2 separate regions of the Homo sapiens genome follow, and region 1 is linked to region 2. A link is a loop called in an ENCODE intact Hi-C map of the cell type or tissue named here. Cell type or tissue: dorsolateral prefrontal cortex. All regions are shown on one strand. Each heading gives the region's core, and the rest is flanking DNA. Links, peaks and the distances in the headings are about the cores only.

Region 1 (2,816 bases), core at 255-2,754, 120 kb after region 2:
TTCAATCCCCAGCTTGAATAATTGTGTCACATTTGCAACACACAGTGCCTCATAGGCTACAGTGACAGGCTAAATTCCCGTTATACCAATCTTATGACTATTAATCTCTTTCTCTAAAATATTTTTTCAATATTAATATTTCTTCTTTCCATGTTGTTTATTCCTGACTAAATGCAATTATTTTAGACCAAAAATAAATCAAGGTGCCATCTGGAAAGTTTTACAATTTTTTTTCTAAGAAATATCTGAAAGTAGATTGATCTAGTCCTATCATAGGTTTGAATGTTCAATATTTTTCTTTAATTATTTTCTTTGGTCAATGGATAGAGCAGTTTTAACTTTTTCATGCAGAGCCTACAAATAGAGAAAGATCAGATCTATTTATACCTTGACTAAACTCTGCTTTAAATGGCAAAATATTTCTATTTTTCACTTAGTTCATTTTACTTTCAGATATTAGACAGTGTTATTCTAGATCTTGGTGAATTATTTGATAACCACTGATTGGTATTTAAACTTTTCTTGTATTGGGGACAAACAATAGTGTTAAATCTCTGAACTGGAAGGAAACTTAGAAACCACTTTTATTTAATTCTGCCATTTCACAGTTGATAAAATAGAGGACAGATATTAAGACCCACCCAAAGGTCAAATCATTAATCAGTGAGGGACTAAAATTTAGGTCTTTGTGCATCAAAGTGGCCATCTTTCATTATCTCTAAATGCCCTAGAAAATTTTTAGGCCTTTGCGCTATCCAGGCTTGTGCTTGAGCAGGAGAAAAAGGAAGCTGTATGGCTAATAATTTATATTTATAAGGATTTAACTTTAGTGGCAAATGGCTCAGAACAAATCATCATGGGCTAAGTCCCAGCACATTAAAGAGTCTCACCTCTCACTGTGTAAATCTTAGTGCCTGGGCCATTAAAGGCAATGAACACCACCTCTTCGAACCCTGGGTTGAAAAACTTTCTCCTCCAGGTTTGGACAGGTTTATCTGAGTAGCTGGGGATTGTTACAGCTACTTCAATAACTGATCCCTAATCAAAACATAGCCAGTAATATAGGTAGATATCATCATTTGCATGAATATTAAGTTGTAGAAACACAATACCTACTTGGGTTTTCTGGTCAGTGTATTGAGATTTAATAAGAATATCCAAAAAAAGTTTTAAAATAACTCTTCTAAATTTCTGGAATAAAAGTGTTTTAAGAGCATTAAGTAACTTATTATCCCATGTTATATTAAGCCGTTACAATGCTGGTTTACACAACATTGTTCCCAGTTAAGGTAATAGGGTCATCTGTTTTTTTCATTGCATCTAAATTATATAGTTCCTCCTGCACAACAGTTTGTTTCTCCTTCTGCCCTTAGAAATTCTATACTAAGGGTAAATTATTCATGGACAAAATTTATAGAAAAGGGGACTTGAGGTGAATTTTTTTTTTCCTATTTGGGGATATGAACAACCTTTTAATAATACTAAATTCTACACAGAAATAAAGTACCTATTATCATTATTCATTGTTTATATCCAGAACTATAGATTTTGAAATCACATATATAATGTTATTTAATGTTGAGTAACTTTTACTTAATTATATATTTTCTGTTATTCTAATTGACCAAATTCAGAAATGCCAAATACTAACACAATTTAGTCAGGACTCTGCATGGGTCTTCAGGAAGTGTTGTTTGAAAAAAGATATTTGGGCACCACCTTGTGGGACTTTGTAGAAAGACATAGTGTGAGAGTTTGTCAACTATTGTTAACAGATGAAAAATTTTAATCGTCTGTGATGCTGAACGGGTGGAATAAAAGTTGCTTTCTACAGCTTTTTTGGGCAGAAGAATGAGGAGACGAACGAAAGAGTGATAAAACTACTCTTATATAGGATCAAGAAGCTCTCTAAGTAACATCTGATGAAATCCATAACTCATTCACTTAACTAACATCAACTTAGTTTCTACTATATGTGAGGCACTGGATAGAAAACAGATAGATGCAGTCACTTCAACCCAGTGAAGAAAATAAGCAAGTAAAGAGCAATGGCAAGTTTTACCCAAAAAAAAAAAAAATTAAGTAATCACATATCTAACTCTAGTTGACAATACCATGCTGCAGGGTTTGGGAACAAAATTTACCAGTGTCTGCAACTTACTTTGAAATGCATCATAAAGAAAGAAGATGGGGCTGGGTGCGGTGGCTCACGCCTGTAATCCCAGCACTTTGGGAGGCCGAGGCGGGCAGATCACAAGGTCAGGAGATCAAGGCCATCCTGGCCAACATAGTGAAACCCCGTCTCTACTAAAAATACAAAAATTAGCTGGGCGTGGTGGTGCATGCCTGTAATCCCAGCCACTCAGGAGGCTGAGGCAGGAGAATTGCTTGAACCAGTGCGCTGAGATGGCACCACTGCACTCCGGCCTGGCCACAGAGTGAGATCCCATCTAAAAAAAGAAAGAAAAAGAGAAGAAAAGAGACGGGTAGAAGAATGGGTAGATGGGTAGATTATGCAATAGAGCAAATATGTTCATTGTAAATACAATTGTGAAATCTGGGTGGCAGGTAATGGGTTTGCTGTATAATTCTGTTAACTTTTCTGTATGTTTGACAATTTTCATAACAAAATATTAGGCCAAAAAGAGCAAGAGCAATATAGTGTGATAACATCTATAAAAGAGACTTACACAGAGGGCACCCAGGTCAGACTGTGATATGGAAGTTGGAAGTGCAGGAGCAGAGGATAAACAGTGGTTTCTTTTATGCCATGTTAAAGGGTTTAAACTTTATCTTGAAAGCAACGGGAGCCACTG
Region 2 (2,816 bases), core at 219-2,718:
AGATCAACTATGTGTTGATAATTGTTAAGGAAGTGTGATATGTAAATGAGAGTTCATTTCACTAGTCTTTCCACTTTTGTGCATGCTTAATTTTCATAATTGTTTTAATACAATTTTTAAAAATCCATAAACAATATCCAGCAAAAGTCTCTCCAGTGAACCTGAGATAGTGTTGCTGTAATAGACCCCCTTAATAATAATTCATGATTTTAAAGATATTAAAACTGGGCAAAGGGGAGGAGCACACAGGTAGATTCAACATCATTAGAATTTACATCTGTCGTGTGTATTCTTGGGATGTACCAAATGTTACATAATTTTTTTTTTAACATAGGGATACGGAGAGAAGGCAAGATTTTTTTTTAACAAAGTAGTATGTTTTAAGAAAAAATTTGACACTGTAGTATTTAATTCATGATTTTTTTTGTGTGAGAATGTTAGCTAAAACCTCCCCTCAACTAGTATTAATTACACTAATACCCACACATGGGAAAGCAAGCGGGAAAAGCAGTTAAAATAGGTCCATAGTTTACCTCAGGCCAGCCTTGTCAATGCTCAGTGTTGCTATTCATTCTCTCCTTCACAGTCTCCCTTATTCACGTCCCCCTAACCCTCAACCTTTGGGAGTATCTGAAGGCCAACTGCAGTAGGACAGCTGACCCTGTAGATACCTTACTGTTCTCTCTGTCCCGCAGCCTCAGCCAATGAATTTAAGATGTGTTCCATGTCATCTGTGGTCCTTCAGTGTTCACCTAAAACAAACTGTCCATCCTTATCCATATAATTGTTGACATATAGCTATGTTTCACATATCTAAATAATCTTTTGTATCTTTCAAACTACGGGAAAATAATGACTTATAGCAATGCTTTTGTGAATCTAATAGACTTTAAATCAAGTCTTAACGTTCTGCAGATATTAGAATTGGTCTGTAACACGGCATGAGAGTTGTTCCTCAGTGTATATGTACCATACTTTGATAGATGGGAACATTAGGCATTTAATGATCTGAGAATCCACAGAAGTAGTGTCTCTCCACTATGGTGGGGTCTTTGAAAATGATCTTTTGTGGTTCCATGGGCCGTGTGTCCATGTTAGGCCACCACACCTGGTAAATGTGAGCAAGAGAATTGCGGACAGGTCTTGCTTGGCCATTTGACGGCACTGGTTTTGTCATAAGGCAGCACCGTAGGTACCTAAGAAGTGCGTTGACCTGTGATATTTTCAGATACACAGTTTATTGTCAGTGGATACAGCAATATTCACAAATAAAGGAATTACAACAGGTTGTCGCATAGCTGGACATAGCTTCCCACGCAACAGCTGAGGGTTGTTGGAGCCTGCAGAGGGAGCCCTTGTATTAGGAGATAATGAACAGACGTGCGAGCAAATTCTAGAGTCGCCATTGGTAACAACATCTATCACTTTCCTAAGATGACAGTCTTAGCCTTACCCCTAACCCCTGCACCCACTCTCTCAAAAGAAGAATAACGGACTGTTTAGATGGCATACCACTTCCTCTTGGCCCGCCAAAGGGATTCTAGATGGGAGATACTACTTTCATTTTCACAGGAAACGGCCAAATTCAGGACTGTCTGCAGTATTTGTGCATATGAACTTAACAAATGATTCAGTGAAGACCACCTAGACCATAACCTTGCAGAGTGGATAATTTTAACTCCTTTAAAAATACACATCATCTTATGATGGTTCTAAAACTCACACATTGAAGCTTTCCCTTTTTAAATGAAAGAAGAAAGAGGAGAGCAAACACATTCATTCATTTTCTCATTAGTAAATCTTCACTTTGGTTAATATTAAAACTATTATAATAAATAATAAATAAAAATAATACTTATTAAGTTTATTATGCAGCAGGAAGTTTTCATTCATTATCTTACCTGATCTTATCAACATCAACTTATTCCATTTTACAGATAAGGAAACTGAGCTACAGCAGGATACATGACTTGCCAAAAACCAGGCAGTCTGAAGCAATTCAAACCCAGGTATGACTCCAGAACCCATCTCCCATTTTGATGTGGACTGGGACTAGATGCAAGACGCTAACTTTTCCATAGACTTTCTTCCAGCTGTCATTTAATGCAAAGACCTCGGCTGTTTGGCTGTGAAACTGTAAAAGTCCTTTCCCTACATCGCCAGTCACACCCTCTCAAGGAGAAGAACATCCTGGATTATAAGATTCATCCTGTATTACACAGGTCCCACACGACCTGCACAAGAATCCAGCCCTCTAAGTCTTCCCGTCCCATTTTCCCTCCGTTGCTAATCCTTGGTTTTGCGGTTTACTCCAATGTGTTAATTGACTTCATTCCAGATCTCCTACCTATACCAGTTCTTAATCTCTCTTCTTATCCATCCTACAATGTGTGTGATTTGGCAGCGTGATGCATAAAATGGCTACTACCACTAATTATATTTGAATTTGTTAGGATTCATAAAGATGTTTTACATACATTAGTCTATTAATTTATCATAATAAACCTGTGAAGTAGGCATTATTATCCCAAATCACAGATAAGAATGCTAAGCCTCAGGGAGACTAAACGACTTGCTGAGGTCACACAGCTAATAAGTGGCAAGGTTTCAAGGTGGAGCAGTGACAAGGAAACAACCCATTATACCTTATGAGTTTTCTAAAAATATCAATATAATATTTGAGGAAATAATCAGCCCATTAGATTATTTTCCTCCCCCTTACTCCCCCACACACTAATGAGGCTTTAATCATACTCTCTCCCTTTGTGCCAGCTAAGTTGCTGCCACTCTTTGAGAAGAAGGTGGAAGCAAGATAT

The links. Peaks named below come from ENCODE experiments on the same cell type or tissue, not always from the same donor. Only the 100,000 strongest peaks of a DNase experiment are listed, where the experiment ranks them.
Region 1: a loop joins it to region 2, with 13 times the contacts of the local background. A loop is called at or near these places in 77 of 110 quality-filtered maps.

The regions. Positions count from the first base shown.
Region 1 is chr7:7,539,877-7,542,692 of GRCh38, forward strand. It overlaps a transcript of COL28A1 not described here. Among named protein-coding and RNA genes, the nearest start is that of COL28A1, 5.4 kb to the left of the region's middle. In dorsolateral prefrontal cortex, for the core only: CTCF peaks have their summits at 1,703 (motif pointing left) and 1,902; no DNase peak of the experiment used is centred there.
Region 2 is chr7:7,423,242-7,426,057 of GRCh38, forward strand. The region is part of intron 25 of COL28A1 (collagen type XXVIII alpha 1 chain); the gene reads right to left. Among named protein-coding and RNA genes, the nearest start is that of COL28A1, 110 kb to the right of the region's middle. In dorsolateral prefrontal cortex, for the core only: CTCF peaks have their summits at 1,341 (motif pointing right) and 1,544; a DNase peak (open chromatin) is centred at 1,360; H3K4me3 peaks cover 771 bases; H3K27ac peaks cover 233 bases.